Regions from separate parts of the Mus musculus genome. Here all the other regions are linked to region 3. A link is a loop called in an ENCODE intact Hi-C map of the cell type or tissue named here. Cell type or tissue: gastrocnemius. All regions are shown on one strand. Links, peaks and the distances in the headings refer to the core of each region. The heading gives the core; the rest is flanking DNA.

What was found. Hi-C counts contacts between places; a loop is a spot of excess contacts. Peaks named below come from ENCODE experiments on the same cell type or tissue, not always from the same donor. Only the 100,000 strongest peaks of a DNase experiment are listed, where the experiment ranks them.
Region 1: it touches region 3 in a loop (35-fold over the local background); 17 of 42 quality-filtered maps call a loop at or near these places.
Region 2: it touches region 3 in a loop (9-fold over the local background); 19 of 42 quality-filtered maps call a loop at or near these places.

The regions. Positions count from the first base shown.
Region 1 is chr4:124,669,319-124,679,794 of GRCm38, reverse strand. Utp11 (UTP11 small subunit processome component) reads left to right here. Exons shown (of 8, transcript NM_026031.3): 7 at 1-93; 8 at 809-1,031. The coding sequence ends at 892. Among named protein-coding and RNA genes, the nearest start is that of Gm38545, 6.4 kb to the right of the region's middle. In gastrocnemius, for the core only: a CTCF peak has its summit at 4,558 (motif pointing right); DNase peaks (open chromatin) are centred at 5,217, 5,755, 6,627, 7,333 and 2 more places.
Region 2 is chr4:124,657,591-124,668,066 of GRCm38, reverse strand. Pou3f1 (POU domain, class 3, transcription factor 1) reads right to left here and starts at 10,421. Exons shown (of 1, transcript NM_011141.2): 1 at 7,412-10,421. The coding sequence starts at 10,360. The coding sequence ends at 9,011. Gm38545 (predicted gene, 38545) reads left to right here. Exons shown (of 4, transcript NR_168615.1): 1 at 1-24; 2 at 1,964-2,098; 3 at 2,834-3,433; 4 at 3,589-3,773. In gastrocnemius, for the core only: a CTCF peak has its summit at 4,862 (motif pointing right); no DNase peak of the experiment used is centred there; H3K4me3 peaks cover 77 bases.
Region 3 is chr4:124,136,630-124,147,105 of GRCm38, reverse strand. No RefSeq gene overlaps it. Among named protein-coding and RNA genes, the nearest start is that of Gm40241, 88 kb to the right of the region's middle. In gastrocnemius, for the core only: no CTCF peak of the experiment used is centred there; a DNase peak (open chromatin) is centred at 4,855.

The DNA of each region.
Region 1 (10,476 bases), core at 2,507-7,506, 530 kb before region 3:
CAGAAGCAGTATGACTGTTTGACGCAGCGCATCGAGCGGGAGAAGCAGCTGTTCGTTGTTGCCCAGAAAATCCAGACACGCAAAGACCTCATGGTAAGGGGAGGGAGCCTTGAGCCTTCTCTTCTTCTTTTCTTTCTTTTTTCTTGTAAAGGTCTTAACTGAGACTGGGTCTAGGCTGTGTGTAAATCAACACCAGTGAAATGTCTGCTCCTTGGGGGCAGTGGTTGGAGCCAGTGTCTATTGCTCTGACACTGTTGAAGTGCTCCTTGATTAAGAAGGTAATAAGGGGGTTATTAGTCGGTGCTTTGGAGCAGCAAAGGGTAGGATCAGGTAGCATATGGACTTTATAGCTTATGAGCCGCTCCCGTAACATTTAAACAGGTTAACAAAACAGTGCATGCCACTCACTGGTGTTTAAAAATAGACAACACTGTGCAGTTAAATAGCAGAGCTAAGGAATTTAAGAAGCTCTTTCGAATCACCGCTCCTCTAAATGTCAAATTCTCCAGCCTTGAAGATCATTTAGGTTGGCCTTTCTCAACTGGGGTTCTGAGAGAGAATTAAATTTATAATTTAAACAAAATAATTACTTGAGCTGCTCTCTCCTCAGTTTTCCCAAAGACTGTCCCCAGCTGGTGGCATTCTTTGGGCTTCCAGAGAGGTTAGGTGGCTCCATACAGGGTGGGTGCCTAAGGCTCTTCTGAGCTTGGAGAAGGGCTGTGTCGGGCTGCCCCTTAGGCAGGTTACTAAAGCCTTTGCTGCTTACGAAGCCTGTTTATGTTTACTGGTCACCTTTTTCCTCTTGTAGGATAAAACTCAGAAGGTGAAGGTGAAGAAAGAAACAGTGAACTCCCCAGCTATTTACAGATTCCAGACTCGCCGAAAACGTTGATGGGTTAAAATTAAGCCTCAGCATTCTGTATCGAAAAGAATTATTATCTTTTCCTCCTGTCTTTTGTAATAACTTCAGATTTTATTAATTCAAATGGCTTGGTCTTCCTGTTTTGTAATCATGACTTATTTTCGACCTGAGACTTGATGTCTTTCTATGAAAATAGTAAAGCAGCCAGGCAGTGGTCCCAGCACTCGGGAGGCAGAGGCAGGCGGATTTCTGAGTTCGAGGCCAGCCTGGTCTACAGAGTGAGTTCCAGGACAGCCAGGGGTATACAGAGAAACCCTGTCTCCAAAAACCAAAAAGAAAGAAGAAAGAAAGAAAGAAAGAAAGAAAGAAAGAAAGAAAGAAAGAAAGAAAGAAGGAAAATGAGTAAAGTCCCTTCCTAGAATCATTATTTCTGTGTTGATGATTGAATCTCATACATATAATACTCATTTGTCCCTCGGAGAGTTATATAATCTCCTATAACAAAGTAGAAAATAGATGAACACATTTCCTTCTCAGTATTGAAGAACAGTGTATTTATCCCTAGCAGGAGCTAGGGCTACTGATGCGAGCAGCTGTGAAGGGCAGGTTTATGTTCACCATTTGGGAGAGCTATACATCGGTTTTTGTTTATGTTTTGTCATTCTCCTTATAGTAAATTTTACATTCTAATTTTTAATTAACTCATTAGCTCTATTCTATTTTTATAACATTATTGAATTTTTCAAAAGTAATATAAAAGCATAGTAGAAAGTAAAATCCTTGTGTGTGTGTGTGTGTGTGTGTGTGTGTGTGTGTGTGTGTGTGTGTGCGCGCGCGCGCGCGCGCGCGCGCACGTGCAGTGGTTTGTGTGGAGGCCATGGGGCTGCCGCAGAGTCATCCCCTAGAGTAAGTCCACCTTGTTTTCATACACTGTCTCACTGGTCTCCAGCTCACTGATGAGGTCGCCTGCCTGTGAGCCTCAGGGACCCATCTGTCTCTGCCTCCCAAGTGCTGGGATTGCAAGTCAGATGACAACTTAGATTTGGTTCTTCTTCCTTCCACTGTGAGGTTCCAGAACTCAAACCTGGTTGTCAGGCTTGGAGGCAAGCACTCTCACCTGCTGAGCCATCCTTTCAGCTCCCACGCTTGGCTTTTAAGGTGTGGGTTCTAGAGCTGGGCAGTGGTGGGACACATCTTTAACCCCAGCACTTGGGAGGCAGGAGTAAGCAGGTCAGTGCTAGCCTGGTCTACAGAGTTGAGTTCCAGGACAGCCTGGGCTACGCAGAGAAACCCTGTCTCCAATAAACAAAACAAAAACAACAAAAATGTGGATTCTGGGAGTCAAAGTTAAATTCTTATGTTTGCTCAGCAGCTGAACCGGAAGTTTTGTTTGTTTTTTGAGATGGGATCTCATTGTGCCCTGGCTGACCTAAAATTTGCTGTGTAGCTAAGGATGACTTTGAACTTGATTGTTCTGGCTGGAATTACAGACACGCCAAAAACACCTGGCTGAGCAATCTGTCTTAAGAATTAAATGTTTTGTATAGATGGGAGAGGGATCTTCATCTTATTATTTATTTGAGTGGCTTCATAAGTTGTCTAAGAGTTCATCTCTCCCTCCTTGCATGTAGAAATAAACACACTTAGAATTAGGACCTCATAGGGCTCCTGTCTGTTCAGGAAGCTCACATCAGGACACTAGGGCTGGCTCTGTTCCTGCCGCTAGTTGCTGATTCCAAGGTCATAAATGACTTCATCTGAGAATACAGACTCCAGGCTATATGGAGCTGATTCTTAGCCTCTTCCTAGGTCCCACCCTTCCCTTCCTTGCCCTTATATAGGGAAGGTAGGCCATGGCCAGTCAGAACAGGACTGAGCATGCTAAAGGAAGATGTGGAAGAACTGAGACCAGGATTCTAGGAGCCTTGTTCACATCCCGAGTTCTGGGAAGGAACAGCTACATTGGGCTGATAGATTTTCTTTTTTAAATGTGTAGATGAGGGCTTTGTCTTTGCACCACATACATTTCTGCCTACAGGGGCCAGAAGAGAGTATAGGATCCCATGAAAGAAGTTGTAGTTGATTCGTGTGGAACCTGGGAATTGAATCCAGGTCCTCTGGAAGAGGTGCCAGTTGATAGCCATTTCTCCAGGCCCAGAATTATTTTTTGTTTGTTTGTTTGTTTTAAAGTATTAGTAAGTGACATGGCTACTGGGTTCCTGTATGAAGCCTTGGTGGGAAGTCTTTTTTTTCTCAGAATGTATACTGTGGGATTCAGATCTGGGAGTCCTGAAAATAAGACTCCAGAGAACAGAAGCTAGTTTTTGCCTTTAGAAAAGAAGCTTTCCCAGGCCGAACTCCAATCTGTGAGGAGGTGCTGAGCTCAGTTAATACCAATGGTCTGGGTATCCGTTCCACAAGAGAGATGTAGGTTAACACTGGCAGGAGCAAGGTGAGTAGGGTTGTCAGATGGGACCTGCTAAGGAATTAACAGACCAAGCAGTGTTCTAGAATAAGCAGCCAGGGATCACCGCACTGATTCTTGCAGTTCCTGGGTAGGAGGCTGGGGAGAATTGGGAGTATGAGTGACCACCTTCTCATAAAGCATCCACCCACACCAAAGTATACAATGCTGCATGGGCTCTCATGTTCACAGATGCATGAGCCAGCAGCAGCTTGGGCTTCAGAAACAGGTATAGACACATCCACGCACCCTCCCTCTGGGCACACGCACACACACCAGCGGAGATGCTTGAAGGGGCTTGTGCTCAGTCCAAAGGGACCACAACACCCAATGTGTTTGAAGTAGTTTCCAGGCTGGAGGTAGTCAGAGTCAGAGGAACAAGACTAGGTAGATCCTTGGTGGCTGTCTCTGGGGCCCGAGGATTCTCTTGCAAGAGTAGCAAGTGCTCTTAACTGTTGAGCCACCTCTCCAGTCCCTTGCTTTTATTTTTTAACGTGGCTTCGTGCTAGCCTGAGCTGCTTTCAAGCTTTTGTTATTCTGCCTCCTCACAAGTGTTGGAATTACAGTTATAAGCCACCATGTGAAGAGTTCTTAAGGGGAGAGAGATTGGTGGTCCCTTGTTACTAACCCATCCCAGGCTCCAGCCCCATGCATTCTTAGAGTAGACCACAGCCTTTAGGCAGGTCGACAGACTGGCTGGGAACAGGAGACAGTTTGTTTTCTTTGTGACCGCTTTCTTAGGCTTGGGGTGGTTTGGCCTGTTGATGTGGCACACCATACTGGCTGTGCCATAGGGCTGGGGCAGCATGTGGAAGTGGAGAGCGTTTCTGTGACTCAGTATCCCTGTTTGGTTCATGTTGGCGTAAGCTAAAATAAGTCTTTAAAGCAGCAGCCACCTGAAGCCTGTAGAACTTGCAGATCCTCCCAAGAGAGAGCCCCTGAGGCCAGACCAGTCAGCTTATAGCCACATTTGAGGGTCCGAGTCAAGGCCTTGTTTTATTTTTTTGATATAAGAAAAGAATTGGCTGGGCAGTGATGCTGCATGCCTTTAGTTCCAGCACTTGGGAGGCAGAGGCAGGCAGATTTCTGAATTCAGGCAAGCCTGGTCTACAGAGTGAATTCCAGGACAGCCAGGGCTACACAGAGAAGAGAAACCCTGTCTCCAAAAAAAAAAAAAAAAAAAGAGAGAGAGAGAAAAGAAAAGTGGTGGGTGGGAAAGAGCCCAGCAGGTGGCGCTGCTGCCTCTCTGCTGGGCTGGTTAACAGCGAGTTTCTCCCAGAACCTCCTTGTCCCCCAGAGATGCTGAGTATGGATTTGTTTATTGAATTTAATGCCACGGAAGAGCACTCCATGAAAAAGATCTTTCCTTTTAGTTTGAATGTATCGTGGCTTTCTCACTTTTAATGAGGATCCTGTAGGGACCATTAGGGTCTTTCCCAAAGCCTCAGGTTTCCCAGTGATCGGTCCACCGGGATGTGGTAGGGGTTTTTCCTTTTGTGAAGTTCTGAGAGGTTGACTTGTGGCTTGCTGTCTCCCGGTGCTGCTGGCTGTGGGTCACTGAACAACCAAAGCCGCACGTCCTTCATCGGGGAAAGCCGTGTGCAGACTGTTTGCTCGGCATGACAGCGGAGGCCGGCTAGGCCAGGGCCTGCCAGGCCAGGGCCTGCCAGGACTTGAAACCATGAGGCGAGTAGGTGTGTGGTTCTGGGCTCTCTCTTCCTCCCAAAGCTATCTTGGCTTGCCAGTTCCCAAAGCCTCATGCACAGAGCACTGGGAAGGGTGTACTGAGCCTGGGGTGAGAACCCTGGGCCCAAACTGCCGATGAACGGAGGGCTGGGGGTGGGCTGTCTGAGGCTGAGCTGGCAGGTTTCTTGGCTTTTTGCAGCTGCCTTCTGGGGTTAGACGGTGCACTCTCTAGCCAGCCAGGTCATGGGGCCTCCTTGCTGGCACAGTCCCCACTGGCTTCTGGGCCTGTAGAGAATGGATGCGGGAACAACCGTGTGCAGTTGTAACAAGGAAAGGCATAGAGGCTGTGTGCTTAGGTCTGTGGCCTGGGGGATCACTCGGTGGTAGAGCTCTGGCTTAGAATATGCAAAGCCTGGACCAGAGCCTTAGCCTTCCAAAGCCCAAGTCTGAGACTCTGGAGCCCAGAAGAGGCAGTCCTGGTTGTACATACTTCTGCCTGCCTCCCCTAGAAGGCCAGGCCAAAGGAAACATCGCTCCCGCGGCTCCTGACTCCAGTAAGGAACTGCTTTGCCTTCTCTCCCCAGGCCCTCTGGTATGGCATTTTGGGAAGTCTTGTCTCAGTTACATCTCCTGTCCATCTGCTCTGCCTGACTTGATGGTCCTAGAAAAGGCGATGGCCATATCCTGACATAGGAGGAACACCCAGGTGCTGGGAGGTCCCGCAGTCTGTCCCCGGCAGGTAGAGGCTAGTCTGGAGTAGAACTGAGGATCTAGGCAGGGGGCTGCTGCTTTGGGGGATTTAAGGAAGGTGGGAAGGAAGGCGTCTCAGGTCTTCATTGTCTGTCACCTGATGGCCACGCTCAGATCACCAGTGTTAACGAAACCCTGGTGCCTGGAGGCAGGTGGGTACTCCCCTCCCTTGCCCTGAGCCAGTCTGACTAATTTACAGCTTTTTATTTTTCTTTGTTACCCCCAAAGGCTTCTTTCTGAGGTGACAAATGGTGGGGGTGGGGGTTGGTTTCAAGTTTTCACATTACTGAGTGGAAATAACACCCCATCCACACAACCTTTCTATTTAAAAAAAAAAACAATCAAAAGCCAAAACACAAACAAACAAACAAAAATCAAAAACCAAACCAAACCAAAAGCAAAAAGCAGCTCCTACAGAACAGGCAAGCTTCACCTTGAAAGCACTGAACAAGTCCCCATCTTTGGCCTTCTTTTGCTCAGAGAACTGAAGAGTTCAGAGGAGAGGGCTGAGCAGTGGCAGGGACCACCCCTCTAGAGGTGGCAGCACCTGCCATTTTGCTAAAAGTTAGGGGAAGACCTTCTGTTCCTCCAGCTCCGGGTTTGCATGGGTTCCCATGGCCTGTGGTAGAGTGCAGGACGCGCGGGACTGTCAGCTCAGGGTGAGGAGGGACGGAGTGGGGAGGAATCGGCTCTCTTCCTTAGCTAATTTGATCCTGTAGGGCCGGGACTAATGTCTCTCCCTGAGAGAGGGCTCTTTAGGTAGAGAGGTAGGTGGGAAAACACAGGCTCCATCTGGCACGTAGAGACTGGGGAGGGGGTGCCACCCCCTCCTGTCTTTGGCTGGTAGCATTATAAACTACCCCCTGCCAGGGGCAGATGGCCTCCATGGCAGATGGAGACTAGGCCAGCAGTGGGATGGGCTTCCTAGCCTCAGCCTGGCCTCCTCACAGGCTAATAAGACAACCAAGGAGGCAGTGACAGGACAACTTCCCTCCTCCCCCCCACTCCCGCCCCCATCTCTCCCCTCGCGTGTGTACGGGCACGTGTGCGCATGCGCACCCCCCCCCTTTTTTTTTTTTTTTAAACTAGTCTGTGGAAGAAGTAAGGCGCTCCCAGATAGAGCCAGTGGATATCAAGACACTGTTTACTCTGTAGTTTGGGGTGGCAGGTGCTTAGGCCTAACACTGCCCACCTGTCTGGGTTCCTGATGCTCCGCATCGTTGGTTCTCCAGCGAGGCTGATAGTCTCTGGGGTTGGGAGACTGCTGCCGCTAGAGCTCAACTTGCTAGATGAAGATCCTTTCCTAGGTCCCCAGAGCATGGGCCTGGGCAGCAGCTCCTCCCCGAGGACGCACCCCTTTATTATGCGTTCCTGCCCCCTCGCTGCTCAGGCAGGCAGCGGCCTTCATTAGCCAAGGAGCCGGGGTCTGTTTTGGCTGCCTCATCAGCATCAGTGAACTGCGTCCCTGCGAGATTTGATACAATTTAATTAACCTAATTAAAAGCTCTGATTGCAGAGATGATTGGGGTAGCGCCAGCAGCGACTGCATATTTATAATGAGCTGCAAGGTGTGGGACCGCAGCCAAACGCCACGCATCCTAATGAGCGGGAGCCGGGAGCCAGGGAGCGGGAGAAGGAACGTTTATTTTTGGCAACAATGCCCAGTTCCTCCCTGCCAGGGAGTCAGAGACCCAGGGAGCAGAGACCGACCTGCCCACCACTCTCTTCTGCACAAGGTGAAAGCAGAAATGTGGGCTTTTCCTGCAGGCGGTGTTGCGCCTTTGGACACCCCCCACTTGCCCGGAACTCGGTGCTAGGGTCTCTGTTTGCAGAGTGGGGGTGGGGTGGCCGGGGCCCTTCCGCTGTTTCTCTCCATCTCTGGGAGCTCGGGACCACCTTCAGAGCCGTTCTGAAGACACAAGGTCCTGACTCATTTCCAGGCTCTCCTCTTAAATTTGTAAAAGGAAAGGAGGCCAACCAAGACAAGCTCAAAGGTGAGGCGAGATGTCAGAAAAGGGGTCTGAATGTCCAAGAGTCCCAAGTGAGGATCCTGGGCCTAGAGCAGGTAGGAGAAACAGCAACATAAACTCCCTGCTCATTCTACAAGTTGGAGTCTGGTATACCCAGCTCCTGGCTCCCTCCGAGGACCCTGCCCACCTCCCCTGGACTCTCCTCTCCCACTGCCTCTGTCTAGGGGAAATCTCGGTTTGTCTGACTCAGCGCTTCCGCTGTAAATCACATCTAATAATAACGAGAGTGAGAGCTGAGGCAGAGATGCTGTGGGTGAAGGGACGCACTGCCCAGGTGTTAAGGGGGCAGGGGTCCCTCGGTGAGCTCCAGAAGCCTTCATCAGAGGCCAGGAGGGAGAAGCAGGAAGTGGCCTTCTAGCCCCCTAGTCCCTCCTGTTCTGGAGTGTTCTTTGTATGTATGGGTCATGAGCTCAGCCAGGCTGGCCCAGCCCCCCAAAACTGTGAGCACTGCCAGGACAAGATGAGATTTGTCCCCAGCCCACCTTGCAGACTTGCAGCTTTTTAGCACCCTTATCAATCTTCTCTGTGGGTTTAATCATCTCTCTGTCATCCTGCAGGGCCAGCCCTCCCCTTCTGGAGCTCTTCAGCCCCAGCCCCTCCCCCAGGCACAACCCTCTTCCCTCACCTGACACCCCTGGTAAGAGAGACACAGTGGACCAGGGTGGTTTGGCCTTACATTTCAGTGGTAAGGGCTGAGTCAGGGGCTAGCTTTAAAGAAAACATAGGACTTTGTATTGCAGAGAACTGGCAGAGAACGTGCCCTACCTGGGTCTCCATTTGACTCCATTTCAGACTGGGTAGGATAAAGCCTAAAGGTTGGCCATGACCTTCAGCCTGGACTTGAGAGACTCCTGTGCAGGTGCAGTTTATGTTCTCGCCAACCCTGGCCTTCTTGGGGGGCTCAGGAGCCTGTGGCTAGGAACCATGAGCCCATGACTTTGTGGGCATCTTGGGAAAGAGGGTACACAGGAGTCAATGGGGCCTGTGTTGTGGTCCAGGCTGGGAGCCAGGACACAAGGGGCTCCGGGGCGCGTCCCAATGCTGACGTGCAAGATGACCTTCAGGGCCATATTTCAGCCTTCTTTGCTCTCTCTTTCCCCCCAGAGCATCTGTGGAATGGGTGAGGTGGGGGGGGGGCTGGGGTCACATGATGGCATATCTGCCCCGAGGAGAACAGAGGAAAGGAGGCCCTTCCTCCCTTTGCTCCCTCTCTCAATGCCAAGGGAGGGCCCTCCTCACCACTTCTTGAGGATCATGTGAAGTCTCAAAGAGGAATGGGGTCCTGTAGGGCATCGACGATGACATCATCATCATCATCACCACCACCACCACCATCATCATCATCATCATGCTTGAAGGACTCCCCAGTGGAAGCATTTCTTTGGGAGCTTATTATGGCTCTGGAGATTCACCAGCTCGCCTGGGCTGGAGAGGGTTTTCCCCCTACCACACACAGAGGCTGGGCTCTGGGAGACAATGGAGTGTTGACAAAGCCTCAGTCCTGGTCTCACATGACCTGACCAGGGTTGTGGGTGGACTGCACGTGGCCAAGCCGCCAGAGCTGACCTTTGGTCACTGGCTAGAGAAGAGAGGAAGCCATGAGGTCTCCTGCCCACTCAGTACCCTGGGCACCCTGCCACCCGACCCCAGGAACTGCCCTCTGGGCACACACTCTGCCCTCCCACTACCTTCCTTTCAGCCTTCTGTTCCACCACGGGTGAGAGTGGACGCATTCTGAATGTATTCGTGTGTGTCCGGCTGACTGTGAGGAGGGAGCACACGTGGGCTGAATGAGAGAGAGAGAGGGAGAGAGAGAGAGAGAGAGAGAGAGAGAGAGAGAGAGAGAGAGAGAGAATCATGTCTGGGAGTTCTTCTCAATCAGGAATGAAGAAGACCTGACTTCTCTGGGGTCTAGCACCAGTGACGAGGCCGGGCTTTCTACTTGGTCTCATGCTTTGGTCTGGGTCTGGCAGCGGCAGAGGCTGGGTCTCCTGGACACATCTTGTTTCATCCAGGAGGCCAGGCTCAGTGTTATTTTCAAACATAAAAAGGGATAAAGTTGGCATGGTGGCTCACACTTTTTTTTTTTTTTTTTTTAAATTTATTTATTTATTATATGTAAGTACACTGTAGCTGTCTTCAGACACTCCAGAAGAGGGAGTCAGATCCCATTACAGATGGTTGTGAGCCACCATGTGGTTGCTGGGATTTGAACTCTGGACCTTTGGAAGAGCAGTCGGGTGCTCTTACCCACTGAGCCATCTCACCAGCCCGGTGGCTCACACTTTTATCCCAGCATTTGTGAGGCTGAAACAGGAGAATCTTGGGTTGAAGGCTGGTCTGGGTCACGTAGCAAGAACCCGCCTTGAAGTGAACCAAACAAAAACAACAACAAAAAGCCAGAAGACTTTGAGGGGGTTGTATAAGTATTGTACTCAATGAATAAACTGGAAAGGCAATGAGTGAGGACGCAGGGCATGTACACGCACACACATGTACACATACACCCTGCACACATGCACTTCAACACATATGCCCACGCACGATGCATAGATGGAATTAATATACATGGAACGTCAAGAGAGCCAGTCTGGTTCTGAAACAGGTTTCTCTTTCTTTCCCCTCTCACTACAATTCTAAGGTAAATGTAGCAATGGGTGTTGTCTCTAGAGAATCTTCCATGA
Region 2 (10,476 bases), core at 2,861-7,860, 520 kb before region 3:
TACCCTCCTGCTTACCCAGAGAAGGTAAGCAGCAGGTCATGTGTGCCCAGCCCTGGTACACGAGAGTCTGACGCACTGATTCACGCCAGGCCGCCTGGCCTGGGGACCTGGGGCCTTGGGGTTGGGGGCCAGGGCAGGACAATAGCTGCATTCCGCCTGTTAGCCACAGGCCCCCATTGTTTCTGTGGACACTGCCTGCTTGAGGGCTGCAGTTCTGGCCCTCACTCCTCCCGAGCAAGCGTAGGATGCTCCCTGGACCACTCCCCCGTGGACCATAGAGCGGTGATTCATGGGGTGGCTAGGGCATAGCAGGCTCCAGCTGTGCCCAGATTCTGGGGAGCAGGAGGGGGAGGTAACTGAGGATTGTTTGTGTCAGGGGAGGGGGGCTGAGCAGCTCGAGCTGAGTCCTCAGGGCCCTGAACACCAACCACGTCATCTCCTATCTTTCTTCTTGTGTGGGCTGCTCAGAGAAGCCCCATTGTCAAAGAAGCAGGCCCACCCAGGCTAGAGGGCAGGCGACATCCTCAAAACTGCCAAAGACCCCCATATTGCACGGGTAGGAGTTGAGGTGATGGGGTTCGCAGGGGTTTGCTCCCAGTGCGCATGCCGGTACTGACAGGGCTGGAAACAGAACGTCACCCCGCAGGGCCCTGGTGTTTAGAGGTGCCTGGCATTTTCGATAGAAAAAGGCAGTCCAGTGCTGGCCTTGAAAGAGGCTATGCTATTAGGCTGCTTCTTCCCAGTGACCTTTGAAACCCCTTACATTTAGCCCAGAACTTGACATTCCTGGGGTAAGAAATGAGAACTAAGGCCATCTAGACTTTTGCCACAGGCTGTATCAACTATAGCTTCTTTGGGGAGAGGAGGGGAGTGTGGAAAGTTCCAGCACTTGGACTCACACAACTTCGTAGATATGACAACAGGTTTCATCATTACCTTCTACACCGTTTTCTCAAACACCCTATATGGCTGAGGGGCAGGAAGGGAATGAGACAAAGCTAGAAGAGCGTGGAGGTTAGAGGCCATCAGCCTTCTTGACATTCGTTAAGCAAGAAGATCGGATGAATGGATGGCAGATGATGGGTGGGTAGCTGAATAGGTAGGTAGGTGAATGGCTGCATGCAAAGGTGGGTGGCTCGGTGAATGGAGGAGTAGCTGGCTGGAGAACGGACTGATGGATAAGTGAATGGAGGAATGGTTACTTCCTAGTTTGAGGTCCAAGGTGACAAATGATCCATTTGGTGACCCCAAATGTCTGAGGCTGGTTAACCTCTGCTTAACCTCTGGCTAGGGTTGCAGTAAAACTACTCACGGAGACCTGAAGGAAGCTTCAGTCAGACTTTTAATCTCATAGTTTGGGACTCCATCGGGTTTAGAGGCCGTGAGCCCTGCACTGAATCTTTTGTGCTAGGGTCAAAAGTGTGCCACGGCCTGCTAGAGGAGCGTCCTGAACAGGGTGGGAAAGGCGGAAAGGTTCAGGATTCAGGAAGGGTGAGTGGATATGGTCTGAGGGTTCAGGGACTTGTCTCAGGGATCAGGCCCAGATCCAGGGACTCCTGAGCAAACCTCTATCCACTCGTCCTGGCTCAGTTTAATGCCTCTGTCTGGGTGCTGTTTCTGCGAGCCCAGCACAAAGCCTTGCCACACAGGGCTTAGTATTATAGCCTCAGAAGACATGGTTGGGGGAGCAGGTTTGCCACAAATTGGAACTAGGCACTAGGCTTAAGAACTGCGCCTGTCATTGATTTTCTGGGTCCCTCTGAGAAAGGCCTTTACCATCCTTGGGCCTCAGTGTCCTCACCTGTGGAATGGGGATGGGGATTTTAGACCTAATTATCCTAGAGTGGTTTTATGAATGAAATCATTTTAGAAAGGCAGGAGTGTTAGGGGAAGCACTTGACATTTTTTTTCTGCAATAGCTCAGCATTAATACACACTGTACATATAAAATTATTTTTTACAGCTAACATTTAATGGTACTCATGATGCGGGAGGCTCTGAGTGTTCATGTTATATATCCTCTCAACTGTCAAGTCCTCACTGCAGTTCTGTGGGGCTGATGCTGTTCTTATCCTGGCTTACAGAAGAGGAAACCGAGGTATGGAGAACTTAAGGAACTTTCTGTAAGACTCACGGCTAGTGGATAGGACCATGAGGCTGAATGCCTGGGCAGATGTTAGGTCTCCATCCTTGGCTACAATGTGTTTGCTCAGTGATGTGGAGGCTTGGAGAGGGCCAAATAGGGGGACTTCCTGATCTTCCTAACTTGGCAAGTTATCCAACTTTCTTTAGCCTCCTGGGATTTATTTGATTCTGGGTAGTGGAGAGGGGGCCGTAGATTTTACCCAGTTAGCTGGCTCTAACAACCTTGATTCCCGATTTCCACGCCTGCGTTCTGGGGCTTTCCTTTTCTTGCTTTGAACAAACACTCAACATTGACTACTATTTTGCCATTGGCCTTAGCATAAAACAAACTGGGGCTCAGGAGTCAGATATAATGGCTTCTATTCCAATTGCTGGCATTTACTAATCTTGCTGCCCTGACTAAGCTAACACTCTCCTGGCTGCAGCTTCCTCTTTTATAAAATGGGGCTATATTGTGTAAGGCACTCAACATAAAGTGTAAGGTGAGTGATGGGTGTATATTATATAAAAGTGTCCTTGGAAAAAGTGGGGTCCCTGGTCAGAGGTAGAGGAACACCACCTTATGGTGTCCTTCCTTGAATGCTAACTTCTGAACCCAGGCCTCAGAATAAAACGATTTTGATTTATTCATCGTTTATGCTAAGTATTCTGAGCATTATCCCACTTAATTCTCAAAACAACTCTACAGTACAGAACGGCCATTAGCGTCACACCGGGAAACTGAGGCATGGAAACGTGAGTGAGTTGTCGGTTCAGGTCCCATAACTGTGCTCTGCCTCCCCAGTCACGGCAAGTTTCTTGGAGCTTTGATGAGGATAGACGGCAGGTGATCCACGGATGCCGAAGGGAGCTTTGCCACAGGCTGGGATGCTTGGGTAGGTCCTCCCAGCTTGGGTAGGTCCTCCCAGCTTGGGTAGGTCCTCCCAGCTTCTGCATAGAGGGAGTACTCCGTCCTCCCCAGCTCGGCTTCTGCAAAAACCCAAGCAGGGTGACTCCAGGCCAAGGGAGCAGGGACTGTGCTGTGCGAGGTCCAGGTCTACCTCGGCTCAGGCTCCCGCTCAAAGCTGAATAACCGGGAGTCCTTCAAGAAGGATTTCTGAGAAGCCATCAGGAGTGAGTCATTGACTTAGGGAGGCGATGAATCAACCGGGAGTTCATAAAACGGCAAATGAATCGGGTGTGAGAGAGCAACGGAGCCACCGCTATTCCCCAGAACCCTCCAGGGACAGAGAGCCGAGAGAAAAGAAATAAAAATAACACGGGGCCTTATGCCTGCTACAAACCCGAGGCAAGCCCTCTTTCCATGTGGGAAGATAGGGTGGGAGAGAGGGACAGGACCCACTGGTGGGTGACGTGGGGCAGAGGAGGCTCCCAGGGCGCTCTGGGATCCCTGGGTCCGGGCTGTGGGTGTAATTAGCCAACGCTCTTTTCCCTTCTTTTCAGGAGTCCTTACAAGAAAGAACACTGATTTTGACGAACACCCAAAATAATGTGAGATCAGGCTCATGCGTTATGCATGAGGTCTGATTTAACATGAACATTATTTCTTGTGTACGAGACCATATGCCTCCGTGCTGTCTCTGCAGCCTAATAAAACCCAGACCCACCCTGGTCAGGCTCAGCAGGGAGCTGTGTCCACTGCTGTGTGGATGGAGATGGGGTGGGCAGGGGAAGGGTTGTAAGCACAGTGCTCCGGGGCCCTGGGTCATTTGAGGAGAGTCCATTAAGATTCTCTGAAGAGAAGTGGGAAGCAGGGGGTGGGTTATCTACTCTTGGAGTATACAGTGGGTATTACTTCATGAAATGCTAGAGTGTGTGTGTGTGTGTGTGTGTGAGAGAGAGAGAGAGAGAGAGAGAGAGAGAGAGAGAGAGAGAGATCAGGAGCCCATGACTAGGTGAATCTGGGTTCATCACAGGGGCGCATGGGGACCTGTGCATAACGAGGTTTTACTGTTCTAGCATGACGGTGGAGGCTGGAGCTAATTGCTGTGTGTGTTTGTATATATACACGCATATGTATGTGTGGGGGTGTGTGTTTAAAAAATAAGATCACACATACATACAAACACACAGCCTAACTTTAATTATCGGAAAGGAGCAGAGAGAGAGAGAGAGAGAGATCTGGGAGGAGCTGGGGCAATGATGGTCGGACAGGGATGGATTTAGAAAGTGGTTTGCGGGGTGAATGCTTAGAAACCTGGAAAGGAGAGGGTCTGGCTAAATGTGACAGCAGATGGTAATGTGTTTAGTTACACAGTACGGGGGTCAGGTGCCTGGACTCCCAAGAGTTCAGTACCAACCAGAAAGCTGGGTCTGGGTGGCCAAACAGTGGTGTAGGTGAGGCTCTGTGTCTGTGTCTGTGTGTGTGTGTGTGTGTGTGTGTGTGTGTGTGTGTGTGTGTAAGCTGTTGAGCTGGTGAGAGGAGAGGTGGGGATGTGTGTGGGCAGGAGAGATGAAAGAGGCAGCATGTGGTAGTGGGTTTCTGAGCATGGCTGTGTGAGTGGGCAGGGTGGAAGAGGGAAAGGGATGGGACCACAAACCAGCACATTTGTGTGTGAAACAGGATTGCCTCCTTTGGGGCCTGAAACTCACCTCTGCTCTGGCTAGCAAAGCCTACCATCAGCCATCACCTTGAAGTTGACTTGGGAGAAGGGCATGCGCAACAATTAGGTCATTTTGATGACTGGGTGTCATGTCCCAGCTCAGGGACCAATAGAGGGCAGTCCTCCCACATGGAGTCTTGAGTGGCACTAGGGAAGCCCTCGAGACTTGAGAAACACTAACCGCTGGGTGAGGAACTGAAGTGTCTCTAAGCTGCCTCTAACCTGAAACTCTGGGAAGATCCTCTTGGCTAAACTTCTGGGGGTAGCTGGGCTAGATTACCCCTCCCACTTCACCCTCTGCCTAAGTGATTCTCCTTTCTGGGGCTCAAGTCCTACTGTGAAAAGTTCAGGAAGGAAGAAGATTGGCCCTGGGTGGCTCACATTGCCTTGCTTTTTCTCTTACGCAGACCTAGAACCTGTCTAGGAACTTCCAAGTAGCTCCGAGCTGGGAGCTATGATTAGGAGTCGGGTAGACCTGTGGACACTGAGTTGAATTCTAGGGACAAAAGGGTGACGGCTTGGACTTCATACCGCGCAGCGCAGAAGCCTGTATAACCTGCGGCAGGAGATGAGGGAGAAGGGCTTGGTGCTCAAGACAGGGTGCCTTCTGGGTTTGCCTTAACGACCACAATGGCTACCTTCCTTCCTTCCTTTTCCAGCGCTAAGAGGCCCTTACTCCTGTAAATACTCTAGATCAGATTCCCAGTAATAAGATGGATTCCCCCGTACCATGTGGCTCTGGGACCAGTCATGGATTCCCACACACACAGCAGAAGACACAAATATCAGCAGGTATGTTTTCTCACGCAACCAGTCAAGTTCTACTGACCTGCTCTGTGATTACAGGAAATAACTTTGAGTGTCAAGGGTGAGAGATGGCCTCAGAAGTTCCAAGTTTGCAATGGAAGGATGCACTTCTCAGACCGAAGTCTGAGGAACTCTGGCACAGGCAGGTAGACCTACATCCAAGAAACCCAGAAGCCCACAACTGATGTGCCTTTCTTCAACTATTCTGTGGAAGGGTTAGGACTTTGGGTTCCTAGGTTGCCTGAAGCAGGGTAGAGATCCCAGGCTGGTATCTCATTAAGCCAAACCCTTGCAGTGCAGGATCCTCTCCCTCCCCCTCTTTCTTTTTGTTCTATCCCTCAGCTGCTGCTGGCTCTTGGGGGGCTGCATTGTTTTGCTATTTTTGAGTTGACTTGCTTCAATAATAAGCCCACCCTCTTGTACAAGATTAAGCAGACAATTAGGAAATCAATCAATCAATTGGTGTCAACTGGAGAGAAGAGGCCTGTGAAAGGCCTTTCCAGTTTCCCAGTTTCAAAACCTGCAGAGGCTCTGGGCTGGCAGGGCAGGGACTGGAAAGCCAAGTTTCATTTGCTTCCATATTGGGACGGCCCCATTCCCCAAGTCAGGGACAAATCTAGGGGTGGGAGAACTAGGGGGTAGGAAGGAATATGGGACGGCATCAAAGTTTTGTATGTTATACTGATGTGCCAGCCCAGCTAAAGACCACAGGTTTGGGGGTCCTGGAATACCTGACTCTGGGCATCACCCAGTCCACTAGCTAGAGCCAAGGGCTTCCCAAGACCTGGACGTGAGCGCCTTCCCAGGCACGCAGGTTCGCCTGGGCTACAACTTTCTCCCCAGCCGAACCCACAGTGCCTTCAACTTTGCTCCACAGAGTAAGAACTTTGTATTTTTCCTGAGAAGGGAAAAGAACTGTGCTATGGAAGAAACAGGAAGGGATGTTTTAAAGGGAAAAAAAAAATTATGTTGACTGGATGCTACCTTGGGTTTTGAGCTGAACTTGAGACCTGTCCCCAGTATGGAGACTTTCTGAGTGATGTGGCCACTGAAGCATTGAGAACATCTCAGAATGTTGGTTTTCCCCCTTTCAACAGCAAACTCATCTCTCCCTCCCTGCTGTTCTTAGTTGTCTACCCAGGAGCTATGACAAGCTTTTCCTGCAGCATAGTCTATGCCTCCACCACTAAGAGTGTATGGGACTGGTAGTTTGCAAAGCAGAGCTAGCTTTGCCCAAGGCAAATAGGCAAGACTCCCTCCCAAGCGGACTTAGTTCTGCCGGACTACTGAATGGACCTCAGACCGAACTTGTCAGAAGTCCAATGTATCTAGGTGGGCTTGGGTACCATTTGTTTGGATGGAGCCAATTGGGGGTAGGAAGCCCCTGACTAGGTTTCCAGTTGCCCTATAACTCTGAAACTTGGCTTGGACCCCGTTCATGGGACACAAGGTGAAATCAAAGTTAGGGGTTGGGGTGTCAGGCACGGGAGGCAAGGCTGGTAATCCAGGAAGAGGCGATCTGCTGCTTTGGCTGAGAAGAGTGTCAGCTTGTATCCAGATTCATGGCTGACCCCAGGTTCCATGTTATCAAGGGTTTTTACTATCCTAGGCCCTGGTCTGGTCTTTGAAGGCAATGGGAACAGGATGTGATTCTTGCTAGACTGTTGTACCTGGGCCAGGTGCCCAACTGCTGACCAAGCAAGCAACAGGCAGGCAGTCCTGTTACTGACCGAGAAGGAGGCTGGTGTTTCCCTTCCTTTCAGAGCCCAGAACTTCAGGAGAGGAACAGGCTGGGGACTCTCACCGCTTCCTGCAAATCAAGCCCAGCCCTAGCAGTAAAGAGAACAGGACACAGCCCTGGGGTACATGTTTATGTGAGTAATAAAATATTTACTATAACATAAATATAAAGGGAACTTCCCAGTCTACATTATTATTATTTTTTGCAATAAAGATACAAAGAGAATGGACCAAAACATTGTTCTGAAAATAATAAAAAATAAAAACAAAATTTAAGCTGAAACCTTAACAAACAGATGAAGAAATGGTGAAGGGGGAAGCTCCAAACACATCCAGAAAATAAATAGAGATGGGTCAGAAATTAGGAAACCATATTAAAATATCTTTTTCGGTTTAGTCGGGCATACAAACCCTTTAGGATGGGGAGGGAGAACAACCCAGAAAACCAAAAAATAAAAACCAAGCACAAAGTGTTTCTTCCCCCCCTGCCAGTGTGTACATATCTCACATATTTACATGGTTCCCACCTCACCCCAAATTTGGAGAATTTCTCCCCAGGGTTCCCCCAGCATCCCGCATCCCGCGGGGGCCGGAAAGAGAGCAGGGGGAAGCGGTAGGGAAACAGGCGCAAGGTTCTTGGGGGGAACGGGTTTATTTCTACAGCTAGTTAAAAAATAGTTCCAACTTTTCCAAGTTTCGTTCGTTAAGGCCAGGAGGGGCAAGGCCCGGCGGGGAAGCAGTGGCCCGCGATGCGTGCTCGGTCTTGCGGGTGGAGATGCCCCTTCCCACCCGGGTGTGCGTGGGAGCGCAGACCCTCTCTGCTAGGCCAGGAACCGAGCCGAGGGCTCGGGTAAAACGAAACGAAAAATGAACACTCAAAAAAAATTTTTTTGTTAGTTTTTTTTTTTTTGTTTTTGTTTTGCGTTCTTGAAGGAGGAGAGGGGAAGAGAAAGGGAAAATAAATTAGGCTAGATTAAAGCTTTGGCTATTTCCTGCTTTTATACACAGATGCGGCTCTCGCGGCCTCCCCTCTGGGGCCCCGATAAATACAGCATACAGCGATTTAAATTAAGGGCGCGGGCGGAGTTAGAAGGACCCCAGGAGCCGAGAGGCTCCACGAATAAATAAAAACCGTAAAAAACCAAGCCCGGAGAAAAGGTGAGGGGGTGGGGCGCGTCCAGGTGCGAGAGAAGAGGCGCGGAAAGAATAAAGTGACAGCCCCCACCCGTGACCTGCAGGCTACAGGGAGTCCGCGCCCGGGAGAGCTGCTGGGGACTCTCCTCTCTTCGTCCATTCTCCCGGGGAATCCCTAACCCCGCACCGCGTTACCTTTCGCTGTGGGGAGGCCGCTGCCGGGATCCGGCCCCGAACAGCCCAGGGGCAGGGGCGGGGGTCGTCGAGGGGATGGGGATAGGGAGCAGGCAGTGGGCACAGGGCGCCCAGAGTGAGTTGGCGCATTCTGGATCTTCCGCTGCTCTCTCCCGGGACTCGGGCGACACAGCCTCTCGGCCGCCTTTCGCCGCTCGCTGGAGAGAGGGGTCGGTCCCGGGTGTTTGGTTTTGTTTAAAAGTTTCTGAGCTTTTTTTTTTTTTTTTTTTTTTCCTTTTTGTAAAATCCAAAGCAAAACCGAATAAACAACAAAAAGAGTCCAGGCCGCGCGCGCTAACTGCGCGCCGGAGGCACCGCTGCGCCGGCGGGGAACCCAGTCCGCAGGGTCACTGCACAGAGCCGGGCAGTGTGTGGTGGTGGTGGTGGTGCAGCGCGGCCGGCGGGGGTGGCGGGGGCGCAGAAGGTGGCGACGCGCTGCCCCCGCCAGGCCCCAGCTCCCCAGGCGCATAAACGTCGTCCATGGGCGGGTGGCCCGCGCCGGCCGCGGGGGTCATGCGCTTCTCCTTCTGCCGCCGGTTGCAGAACCAGACACGCACCACCTCCTTCTCCAGTTGCAGGCTGTCGGCCAGGCCGGTGATCTCGTGCGCAGACGGCTTGGGACACTTGAGAAAGTGGCTCTCGAGCGCGCCTTTGACACCCACCTCGATGGACGTGCGCTTCTTGCGCTTGCGGCCCTGCGCCGCGATCTTGTCCAGGTTGGTGGGGCTGCCGCTGGACGAGTCGGTCTCCTCCAGCCACTTGTTGAGCAGCGGCTTGAGCTTGCACATGTTCTTGAAGCTCAGCTGCAGGGCCTCGAAACGGCAGATGGTGGTCTGCGAGAACACGTTACCGTAGAGGGTGCCCAGCGCCAGTCCCACGTCGGCCTGGGTGAAGCCCAGCTTGATGCGTCGTTGCTTGAACTGCTTGGCGAACTGCTCCAGGTCGTCGGAGCTGGGAGCATCCTCGTCCGAGTGCTCGCCCACCGACGAGCCACCACCGCCCGCGCCCGGGTGCAGGTGCGCCGCCGCCGCGTGCAGGCCGCCCGCGTGTGCATGTCCGTGTGCGTGTCCGTGTGCGCCCAGGTGCGGTGGTGGCGACGGCTCCAGCTGTGCCTCGTGGCCGTCCTCGTGCAGTGCGTGGTGCAGGCCGGGTCCCGCGCCGCCGCCTCCCGCCGCCAGCATCCCGGCCAGGCCGCCGCCGCCGCCACCGGGGTAGGCCGCCTGAGCGTACAGCCCGAGCGGCTGGGGCTGGTGACCCCCGCCGGCCCCGGGCGACGGCGACATGGCGGGGCCCAAGTGGTGCGCTGTGCCGCCTTGTGCCCATGCCGCGCCCGCGTGGGCCGCCCCTTGGTGCACCAGGCGGGCGTGGAAACCGCCGCCACCGCCGCCGTCGTCAGCTCGGCCGGTACCGCCACCGCCTGCCTTGCCGTGTTCCAGGTGCGGGCCGCCCGCCCAGTCGCCGCCGCCGCCTCCTCCCGTGGGTAGCCATTGAGGGTGCGCTAGGCCCACGGGGTGGCCCGCGCCCGCGCCCAGCCACTCGTGGTGCATCAGCTTCTGCACTTCGCGGTACGCGGCCCCCGCGTGCAGCCGCTCGGCCGCCGCTGCCGCCGCCGCGGCGGCATCGGGATGCATGAGCGGCCCTGTGCCCCCAGCTCCGCCGCCGGGGCCCCGCGGCAGATACTGCGCGGTGGTGGCCATGCCGCCCCGCGCCCTGCGCCGCCCCGCCGCCGCCGCCGCCTCGCTCCGTCTGCGGGCCCCGCCGCCGCGCTCCGCCGGCTTAAAGCCCGGACCCGCTGGGCGCTCCGGAGCCCCAC
Region 3 (10,476 bases), core at 1,896-6,895:
AATTCAAGACGCAGAGAGAGTGGAATTCCTGGAGTTCACGGGGATGGCCAGTGTAGCTTACTTGGTGAGGTCTCAGCTACTGAGAGACCAGGTTAAAAAAATTTTTTTTTAATTTTAGGTGGCATAAGAGGAACAACACCTGAGGTTGTCCCGTAGCCTTAACACACATGTTTATATACACACAAAAGTCATGTTAATAGCTCCTACTGTATTTTATGTGCCAGGTTTGGGACTAAGCTGCTACCTGCATTATGCTACTAGCTCCTCACACATGTCTTCAAGACAGGTGCCTATTGTCCCCATTTCACAGAGAATGAAACTGACACTCCATCCATTGATAACATTTGCTCCATGCCCCTTTGACACTGGTGGCCGAGCTAGGACTACTCAGTTGCTATGAATCTCTCTGACACCGGCACTCCTAGAATGTTGGAGAGATCCCCATGTATGGCACATCTTGCAGATTTCCCTGGAACAAGACTTGCCCCTGAGTGTGTGTGTGTGTGTGCACGCACGCACACACATACACAACTGGAATCAAAATTCCACACACATCCTAATCCCTGTACATAATATTTTAAATGACAAACCAGCCAATTAGGGAACCCGTAACCAAAATCCACAATATATGCAAACAGTCTGTGGTCAACATCTGCACAGGGTCAGCTGGTCTCAGCTCAGGGAGCCAAGTCTCTATAGGAAGGTCTCTGAACTGGGGTCCCCAGGGAAGGCAGCCTAAGGGACTAGAGGCAGGCGCCTGATTTCCCTGCCAAGTGCTTGCAATTACAGCCATTCTCCCTGCACCACGGACTCCTGGGGAGGAGTCATCTGTCGCTCGCACTCGCTTAAACTGATTAGGAAACGCTTTCTTCATTCCAGAGTCTTCCCTGTATCTATCTCAGCAGTGTGTATATAGCTGCTGCCCCGGCTTCCAAATCAACTTGGGTCTTAACTATTCCAAAACCATCCTGGATGTCCTTGGCATGCTGGAGTCTTTCCTTCTGCCTGGCTACATCTTGACAGACTTCACTGCATGTTACCCTAGAAATAGCTACGTCCACTCCCCGCACTGCACTCTTCCCCCAGCTCTGAAAACAGCTCCGGCTCATTTCTCCAGCCTCGTTCTGGAGTTGTGTGGCTCCTCTGGAGGTTGGGTTGACCTGAGAAAAGCAGCCAGTGTCTGGCCTGCTGTGAGATGGGGGCCCGCCCCATACTGTACTTGCTGTGAGGTTGTGATGGTTTCTCTATGGAGTTTGTCTTCAGGACACCCAGAGGTGCTCATCCACATCCCTCTCTTAGAGTTCCTAAAATACTCTCCTTATTCCTCCTCCTTTTCCTCCTCTTCCTCCTCCCCCTCCTCCTCTTCCTCCTCCTCTTCCTCCTCTTCTTCCTCCTCCTCTTCTTCCTTCTCCTCTTCCTCCTCCTCTTCCTCCTCCTCTTCTTCCTTCTCCTCTTCTCCTCTTCCTCTTCTTCTTCCTCCCCTTCCTCCTCCTCCTTTTCCTCTTCCTCCTCTTCCTCCTCCTCCTCTTCCTCCTCCCCCTCCCCCTCCTCCTCTTCCTCCTCCTCCTCTTCCTCCTCCTCCTCCTCCTCCTCCTCTTCCTCCTCCTCTTCCTCCTCCTCCTCTTCTTCCTCTTCCTCCTCCTTCTCTTCCTCCTCCTCTTCCTCCTCCCCCTCCTCCTCTTCCTCCTCCTCTTCCTCCTCCTCCCCTTCCTCCTCCTCCTCTTCTTCCTTCTCCTCTTCCTCCTTCTCCTCCTTTTACTCTTCCTCCTCTTCTTCCTCCTCTTCCTCCTTCTCTCCCTCCTCCTCTTCTTCCTTCTTTTCCTTCCTTTCGGTCTCTGTCTCTGTCTCCACAACACACACTCATTCTCAAACTCTTTCAACCATGGGTCTATCTAGGTTTGGATGATATAGAGTGCGTTTACATGGGCTGTGATGGCTCAGTCTGAGCCCCTTGACTCAGGTTTCCTCCCTGGCTCATTTTGGGTTTCTTACTAAGAGCACATGACTGCCAGGAACATGCATAGTCTATAACCCATGCTAGGTGTCTGAGTTAGGGTCTCATTGCTGTGAAGAGACACCATAGCCAAGGCAACTTTTATAAAGGACAACATTTACTTGAGGCTGGTATATAGTTCCAGAGGTTCAGTTCATTACCATCATGGCAGGAAGCACGGCAGCGTCCAGGCAGATATGGTGCTGGAGAAGGAGCTGATCTACAGCTTGTTGCAAAGGCAGACAGAAGGACACTTTTAAATCCCGCCTACACAGTAGCATACATCCTCCAATAAGGCCACACCTCTCAGAAAAGGCCACACCTCCTAACAGTGCCACTTCCCATGGGCCAAGCATATTCAAAGCACCTCACTGGGTATAACAGAAATAAGTTGAGAAATAAGTTGAATCTCAATTCCAAACTGGGAGTCAGTCACTACTGCCTGTGTTCCATGGCCCAAGTTATCTCATTGAGTTTATCCCAGTGGGGCAGAGAACTAGAAGTCATCGTGAGCACTGCAGGAACTGAAGAGTCACAAGAAAAGAACCTGCATAGGTGACACCAATCCAGAGAGGAAGTGAAGAGCCAGATCTGCAGGACTCTTTGGAGCACCCAGTATTATCGGAACATTCTAGGATTATCCAGGCTAGCCTTGTACACATGAGACAAGGCGGTGGAGCTCCATGCTGACGCTGGACGTGCAGACATTTCCCGTGCTGTCTGTCTGGGGAAAGGGGGCCCGCTTCCCTCCAGAGGACACATGTATTAACTCACTGTGACCCTGTGACCTCCCTGAAATTGCTAACACAACCATCCTAGGAGAAAACAGAACAATTTGTACATCAGGGTTTGAGGATCAGAGTGGCAAGTTCTCTCTCCAAGGGCTTTGCCTCCTCTTAAAGAGAGCAGTGTCAGGCAAAGAAGGGCCTTCACCTCCCACTTCAGTGCTGGGACCAACATGATCCCATGATCTCTTGGCTTCTCCTCTCTCAATATCCAATCCCAACTCCTTAACTCCCAACCACGACCTTGCCTCTGCTCTCTCAGGGGCTTTTTAAGCATTTCTACTTTAGAGTACTGTGCCAGAGAAAACAAGTTAAGATTAGAGCTAGGGGCAGGAAAGAAAGCTGGACCCTGGGCAAGGCCAGGCCAGGCAGATGGGAAGCTGTCTGGGCTTTGGTGTCCAATTAGCATCCTCTATACTTGGAGCTATGACTGACTACCAAGCAGCCGGACAGGGGAAGGCTGACCGGTCAGCTGGCGAATGAGCCCTAATTGCATGTCAGACACACCAGGCCCCACAGGCACCGCCCTCTCCCCACCCCCACCCCCACCTCCCAGTCAAACTGTCAAGAGACCACCACAGAGAGCCAAGGGTGGGAAGACAGCAAATTGGTCCAGCCTGCCTGGCACTCCGTATTCTGATGCCCTGCCTCCATCACACAGCTTCCTTTGTTTTTGTTTTGTTTTGTTTTTTTCATTTCAAAGGCTTTCGGGGAAAGATTGCCCATATTCGTGAAAAGTTTGCTGGGAACGTCTGGGTGGGAGAGAGCTTGTGTTAAAAGAAGCGCTGGGCACAGAGATTTTGGGCATGTATTCCATGATGGCCCCAGTTGTCCTGACTGTGGGGACAACCCTCCTACACACCCCTTCACACTCCTTCTTCTCTGTATTTTTAGACAAGTGTTTCCGAGCCAGCTGGGAGCTAACGGAATGCTTCCTCTTGCCTCTTGCCTCTTGCCTGGCAGCCTTTGCTGTTCACTTAGGGTGGAAAGAAAAACTAGCTACTTAATTACTCTCCACACTCAGAGGAAGAAACCACACTTCCCCTGGAGGAGGCAAACGTGGGTTTGAACATGTGGGTGGGTACAAATACATAGGCATCAGGTGCCCCTGTGCCCAACGGGTTCTCCACAGAGTTGGGAGATGTGCAGAAGTAGGGTGTACGGTGGGAGTGTGCTGAGCAGGTAAGCAGGGGTGATGTTTAATGCACAGATCTATCAAAATTGGTTTTTCACCCAGGTTTCCCTCCTCACCACCCACCCTACTATGAGCGAGCCAGCATTTTGTTTATGGTCTTCAGGGGCTTGCTTGGGTCAGGCAAAACTAGAAATGGCCAGCAGATTTCCCTGCCTCTGTGTTGCAAGAGCCTCAGCAAGCCTTTAGGGAAGCAGTGTTCTCTGGTCTTGACAAGGGTCTAGGCTGACAGAACTCCTAGCCCACTCACTGGAGGTTGACAGAGAAATCCTACCTCCACCTTGCTAAGGGCAAGAAAACAGAAAGGCAGAAGACAGCAGGGCAGACTCATTTTTATCAGCCCCTCTGAACGAAGATGCCCAAGCAAATGGAACCAAGAACGAGCCATGAGATGTCCACGTGTCTAGTATGACCCAGAAATAACAGAAAGCCAGCGAGCATCTGGGAAGACCTAGCAGAGAGCCCCATCTCTCTCCTCGTGCTTAGGGATGCAGAACAACAGCTCTTCCTTGTGGGTAGAACGTCCTAAAGAACGAAGTTGGTGTCTACCCCTCAAACTCTATGAGATAAGCGTTCAGAAGCAAAACCTCAATTCTGTGATAAAAAGAAAGCCAATAATTTCAGGTAACGTGCCTTACTCATTTATCCCCTATGGCCTTAAGATCTTTCACACTCCCCTGTCTAAAAGTGCCCTGACCCTCCACTCAGCTTCCGTCCTCTCTTCATAGTGTTCACCTCTGCCTGACAGCACGCCATACAGTCTTTGTGTTTAGTCTTTGCCCCAGAAGGCTGCTTTGTCCACCGTTGGACCTATGCCTAATGGGAAACCGGGCAGTTGCAATCCTGAGCTGTTGAATGCCTGAACTCACTGAGTACTCAGTGGCGACACCTGCTGGCAAGTAGAATATTGCCATTCATCCTTACTGAGCATCCTGCTAAGCCAGAAGGAAGGGAAAGGCTTTTTCTAAGTACTGTAAGTGATAGGATTTTGAAACTCCAGGCACAGTGGGGGGATATTTTTTTATTCTGGACAGAAGTTATAGACTGGGGATGACACAGACTATGAGAGAAAGTAGAACAATAAATTTAGTACAGGGAAGAGAGACTTGACTCCCAAGCCTCATATCTTGCTTGGCAATCACCCTTATTTTTTAAGATTTTATTGCATTTTAGATTATAGACATGCATGAATGTCTTTGAGGGTTTGTGTACATGAGTGCAGGCGCCTTCAGAAGCCAGAGGTGTCAGATCCCCTGGAGCTGAAGTTACAGGAGGTTTTGCGCTTCCCAGTGTGGGTGCTGGGAACTGAACTGGGGTCCTATTGCAAGAGCGGCAAGCACGCAACCACTGTGCCATCTCCCTGCCCCCACTCACTCATCTTAAACTTCATCTCCCTATTCTCTTTTCATTTCAGGCCATCTCCCTCCAAAAGTTCTCATCGTGAATACTGGTTGGGGGCAGAGAAAAGGGGGCTGCAGGAAATGTCGGGGCCCCACTCCGGCAGCGCTTAGAGTGGAGCTAAGGAGAGAGAAGGATGGTTTGTCACAAGCGTCTCCATCTGAAGACTTTACTGACTCTTTGAGGTTTGCCAAGTGACTCAGGTGTGCTCCCTTACTGGCTCTAGCTATGAGCGTGTGGACAGTAACTCATAAGCACCACAGTTTCCGTGAGGAAACCAATAAGACAAGGAGACTGAGCCCAAGGAAGGAAGTGTCCAGACTCTCCCACGGAGACTCCGGACTGGACCAAGAGTCACACCCAAGTCCTCCTTTGAGCTTTATCTGTTGAAGTTTGTGTTCAGTGGTCTTAGCCAAAGGATAGAAATTTCCTCTGTGGATCCGAGACAGGCAGCTTGGAAACCAACAGTAGACCAGTGAAGACTCTCATAGTTTAGGGTTCTGAGAACCTAGTAATGGAGAATATAGCCCCCAACACGCGCACACACACACACACACACACACACACACACACACACACACACTCATCCCAACATAAGAACCACCATAGCTACCATCGGAATTAATCCATTTCCTGTTGCCTGGGGGTACTTTATAGAGAAAATGGGTTTATTTAACTAATATTTTAGATACTGCATATCCAAGGTTGACTGGCCTCATCAGTTTGACCTCCAGTGAAGACCCCTTTGGTGGTGTCACAACATGAAGGAAGTGAGAAGGGAAACAGACACATGCAGGAAAGGCCACACGCATGGGGAGTCTTTGCTCTTATAAGCCCCATTTTCACAGGAACTAACTCTATGAGAGCAGCGTTAATCCCTTCTGAGGCAATGTGCCCAGTGGCTTAATTACCCTGAGGCCTCCTCTGTTATAGACCCCACCCCTCTCCACACAGACACTCTGAAGACCAGGGTTCCAGCCCATGACCCTGGGGTGAGGGATACACTCCCACAACCCATCTACAAAGCTTAGCACCTTGCCAGGGTGGTTACCACTTTATTCTCAGAACTTTTGATGTTTTCCAGTAGGACTCCGAAATCCAAGACCTCCCCATCGAGTTGCCCACATCCTCGTCTTTTTTAACAGGAAAGCTCTGACTGCACCCCTGGGAGTGTTTGCCCCAATTCATTATCAAATTGCTTGCAATTATCAAACTGTGCTCCCTTGAGTTGACCTTTAGCTGGGGAACAGCTATATTTAGAGAGACACCAGCCCTTTGTAATTACCCCCACTCCGATTACTTAAAGGTCGGCTGCAGATGTGACAGTTTGATCCGCGGTAAGGGCTGTTTCCAGGGTCTCCAGATAATTATTCAAACCAGACAATAATTAGCAAATATTTTCTACAAATGAATCCATCCCCGTTGCTCAGCACCAGAAGGGAGCCCAGAGGCTCACTTGGGCCACACACTCGATTATGACAACAGTCTTCACACACACATATCCCTTCAGACTCGATCAAGAACATCGTAATTAATCTGTCTTCATCAGTGTAAACTGGGGAGGACACCTACTTTACCGATGAGGAAACCGAAGCTCTGAGAGGTTCGGTAGAGCTTTGCCCAGAGTCTTTGGCCACGCCTCCCGGCTCCACACCTTTTCCTCTTTGCTCTGAAAACCACTCCTTCTGCAAGTATTTATTGAGTGTCTACCACATGCCTAGACTTGCAGTCAACTGCAGAAAAAAAGGCAGTGCCTAGCCATGTTCTTGGTGCTCAGACGCTCTGGGAGGAGGGATGGGAGACACAAGGGTCTCCTGGGACACAAATGGGAGACACAAGGGTCTCCTGGGACACAAATGGGAGACACAAGGGTCTCCCGGGTGAAGACGCTTCAGGGATAACTCCCCAGCCAGAACTTAGGCTATCACAAGTTAGACAGAGAAGGAAGCCGCAGACAGGGAAGGAGGGAGTGCGTTGAGTGCGATCCACCAGCGTTCTCAGCACAGTTTGGGTGACTAAGAAATGAAGGGCATGTGTCACCTGCTCCCCTGGGAGGAGGAATTGAAGAGGATATAGGTGACACGGAGTCCGAGAGCAGCATGGCAGAGAGGGCTATTGAGCTTGTCTTCCCTGGGGCCTGGCAGCCCCATTTCTGTCTACTTTACCCGCTGGTCTTCCATTCAATAAAGGAAGCCGTGGTTTTTAAAAAAAACAAATACAGAAGTCATCAGTTCATAAACCTTTTCGGGTTTGAGTTATGTATAAAGCATCTTGTGTCTTGACTTTACAATTTCTTATTAAAAGTGGGGAAAAAAATGAAGTCATCGATAATAGCTTTTTAAAAGAATTTCCTCTTGACTGACTGGCCAGCCATCAGATTCTAACCAGAGGAAATGATTGTTTAAATACTAATGTTAATATCAATGATTAATAGCTTCCTAGAGCTTCCTGGATGCTAGAGACTCTTCAGAGAAACTGGTGTCTGTGTTGTCCCTGCAACCCACGCTATGGGAGTCACCTCACCAAGGCTTGGGCTCTTCTCAGAGACCGATCGCCAAAAGCCACTCACTTAGGGTGAGACATGAACCATGCAGGAGGGGGCACAGATCCTAGATGGCTCAACTCCAGTGGGGATCCACTGGTGAAAGAGAATGGTGTGCCTTAGGAATAAGCCAGGAAATGCTAAGCCCCCTTCTAATGCAGAGAGAGGGGGAGGGGGAGAGAGAGAGAGAGGCAATTTTAATAAACTCTTAAGATAAACTCCTCTATAAAGACATTATGTAACTCTTTAGGGAAGATATTTCTCCAACATTTCAGAAGCACTCATTTATCTACAGACAATATTTATTTTTTCACTTATTGTATCAATCTCTATTATTCTATTCATTAGCGTGAGTCCCTGAAGACCCACCCTGGCTGCTTGCCTTCCGAGAGCTGGTGTTCGGCTCACAGCCTCCCAGTGTCAGGCACCAGGCTGGGATTTGAGAATGCAGGAGGGAAAGGAAGGCGGGGAATGCAGGTTCCAGATGAAAACAGCTCAATATCACATCCACCAGCCCTGTATAGATTTGCGTGTGTGTGTGTGTGTGTGTGTGTGTGTGTGTGTGTGTGTGTGTGTGCCATGCTCATGAATACCCATATGTGTGTACATGTATACAAGTAGCTGTGTGTGTGTGCATGCATGTACCTGCGGAGTGGGAAAATCAACATCAGGTGGCTTCTTCATCACTCTTCAACCTATTTATTAGTGGTTTTGAGATAGGGCACCCACTGAGCTCGGTACTGATCGATTGAGCTAGCCTAGCTGGGCGTAGATCCCCATGGAATCACCTGAGCCTGGCTCCGCAGTGCTGTGATCACATATATGCACCATCACTCCTGGCTTCTCACATGGCTCCTGGAGACTCAAACTCAGGTCCCTGTGCTCTGGGAGCAGGCACTTCGACTGACTGAGCCATCTCTCCAGCTCTACATTTTACTTTTAATTTGTTGAAATGAAATGAAATCCATAGTTTAGTTCTGTCGCAGGAGCCATGTTTTGACATGCTGAGCTTATGGTCAGTGCCATGTCCTGAGCATGTCCAAGCGTGAAAACGCAGGGTCTCTCTGTTGCTGTAAAGACCTCAATAGGAAGGTGCTTGTTGAGGAAGCGCTGTCCTTTTAGGGTAGGAGGTACGGCTACAAGCACCACACGCCAGCCAGGACTGGAAACGGTGGCTACCTTCTTAAGTACTCCTGGGGGTCTGATGAATTCATACTGGCTCAGCCCAGATGAGTCTGAATGAGTGAGGAGGGACAGTTTTTCAATATATATGGACAGCAAGAATTTGATTGAAAGAAAGAAAGAAAGAAAGAAAGAAAGAAAGAAAGAAAGAAAGAAAGAAAGAAAGAAAGAAAGAAAGAAAGAAAGAAAGAAAGAGATTTCTCACAGGGTTCATACAGTATGGGTATAGGCACATGGTGACAAGCAAAGTTCCTGCTGCCCTGAATGCAAGGGCACATGGATGTGCATAAATACACGCTCCTGAAAATACCAGCTCACTTAGATATGGTCACAAAGCAAGGGCATTCTCATCCAGCAACATACTTGGCCACATATGTCTTATACATATGTGATCATACATGCAACTCTTGCTCATGTGCAGACACACACACACACACACACACACAGACACACACACACACACACACATCCTGCTTCTCTCCCAGATTGTCACACATGATTGAGCTGCCTGCAGTTAAGTTCTGTGGCTTCTTGCTATCCTGATATAATATAGAAACAGATGGGCCAATTTTTCTTACATTTCCGAGATTCAAGATAAATGTTGGAGTGCTTCGCCGTCACCCTGTCCTCGGGATCCATCCATTCATTCACCGCTTAGCAAACACTGATGGAGGGCCTTGGAGGTGGCAGAATCATGGAGCAGGGCCAGCAGAAGCCACAAAATTCTACCACAGGCATCAGACTCAAGAGGAGGAGGGAGGGAGCTGGTTCACACAGGGTGGTCCCTAGCTTAGGACCAAAACCAGAGTCGATGACCTCAGCTCCCACCACTCCCACCATGCCTCTGCAAAGGAAATGGAGCCATGGGGAGTCAGGGGGAGGAGGAAGGTTGATGGTTTTAGGTCCAACTGGTAAGTTGAGAAGTCTGGAGCTAGGCACTGTCTCAGTCTGTTTTTGTGCTGCTTCAATTAAAATAATAATAATAATAATAATAATAATAATAATAATAATAATAATAATTCTGACAAAGGATTAGAGGATGAGTCACGGACTGAGAGCACTTGCTGCTCTTGCAGAAGGTTGGAGTGTGGTTCCCAGCACTCATACTAAGCAGCTCGCAGCCACATGTGACTCCCGCTCCAGGGGTATCTGACACCCTCTTCTGACCTCCTCAGACACTTGCATGCACATGTTCCTACCCACAACCATACACCTGCACGGCACGCTACTGATACAATGTTTGTAAAGAAACATTCCTACAAAAGCAACTCAAGGGAGCAAGGCTCTTTTATTGGGGCCATGGTTTAAGGGTATAGACCATCCTGGGAGAGAAGTCCAGGCAATGGGGGCTTGAGGCAGCCGGTCAAACCACATCCACTATCAG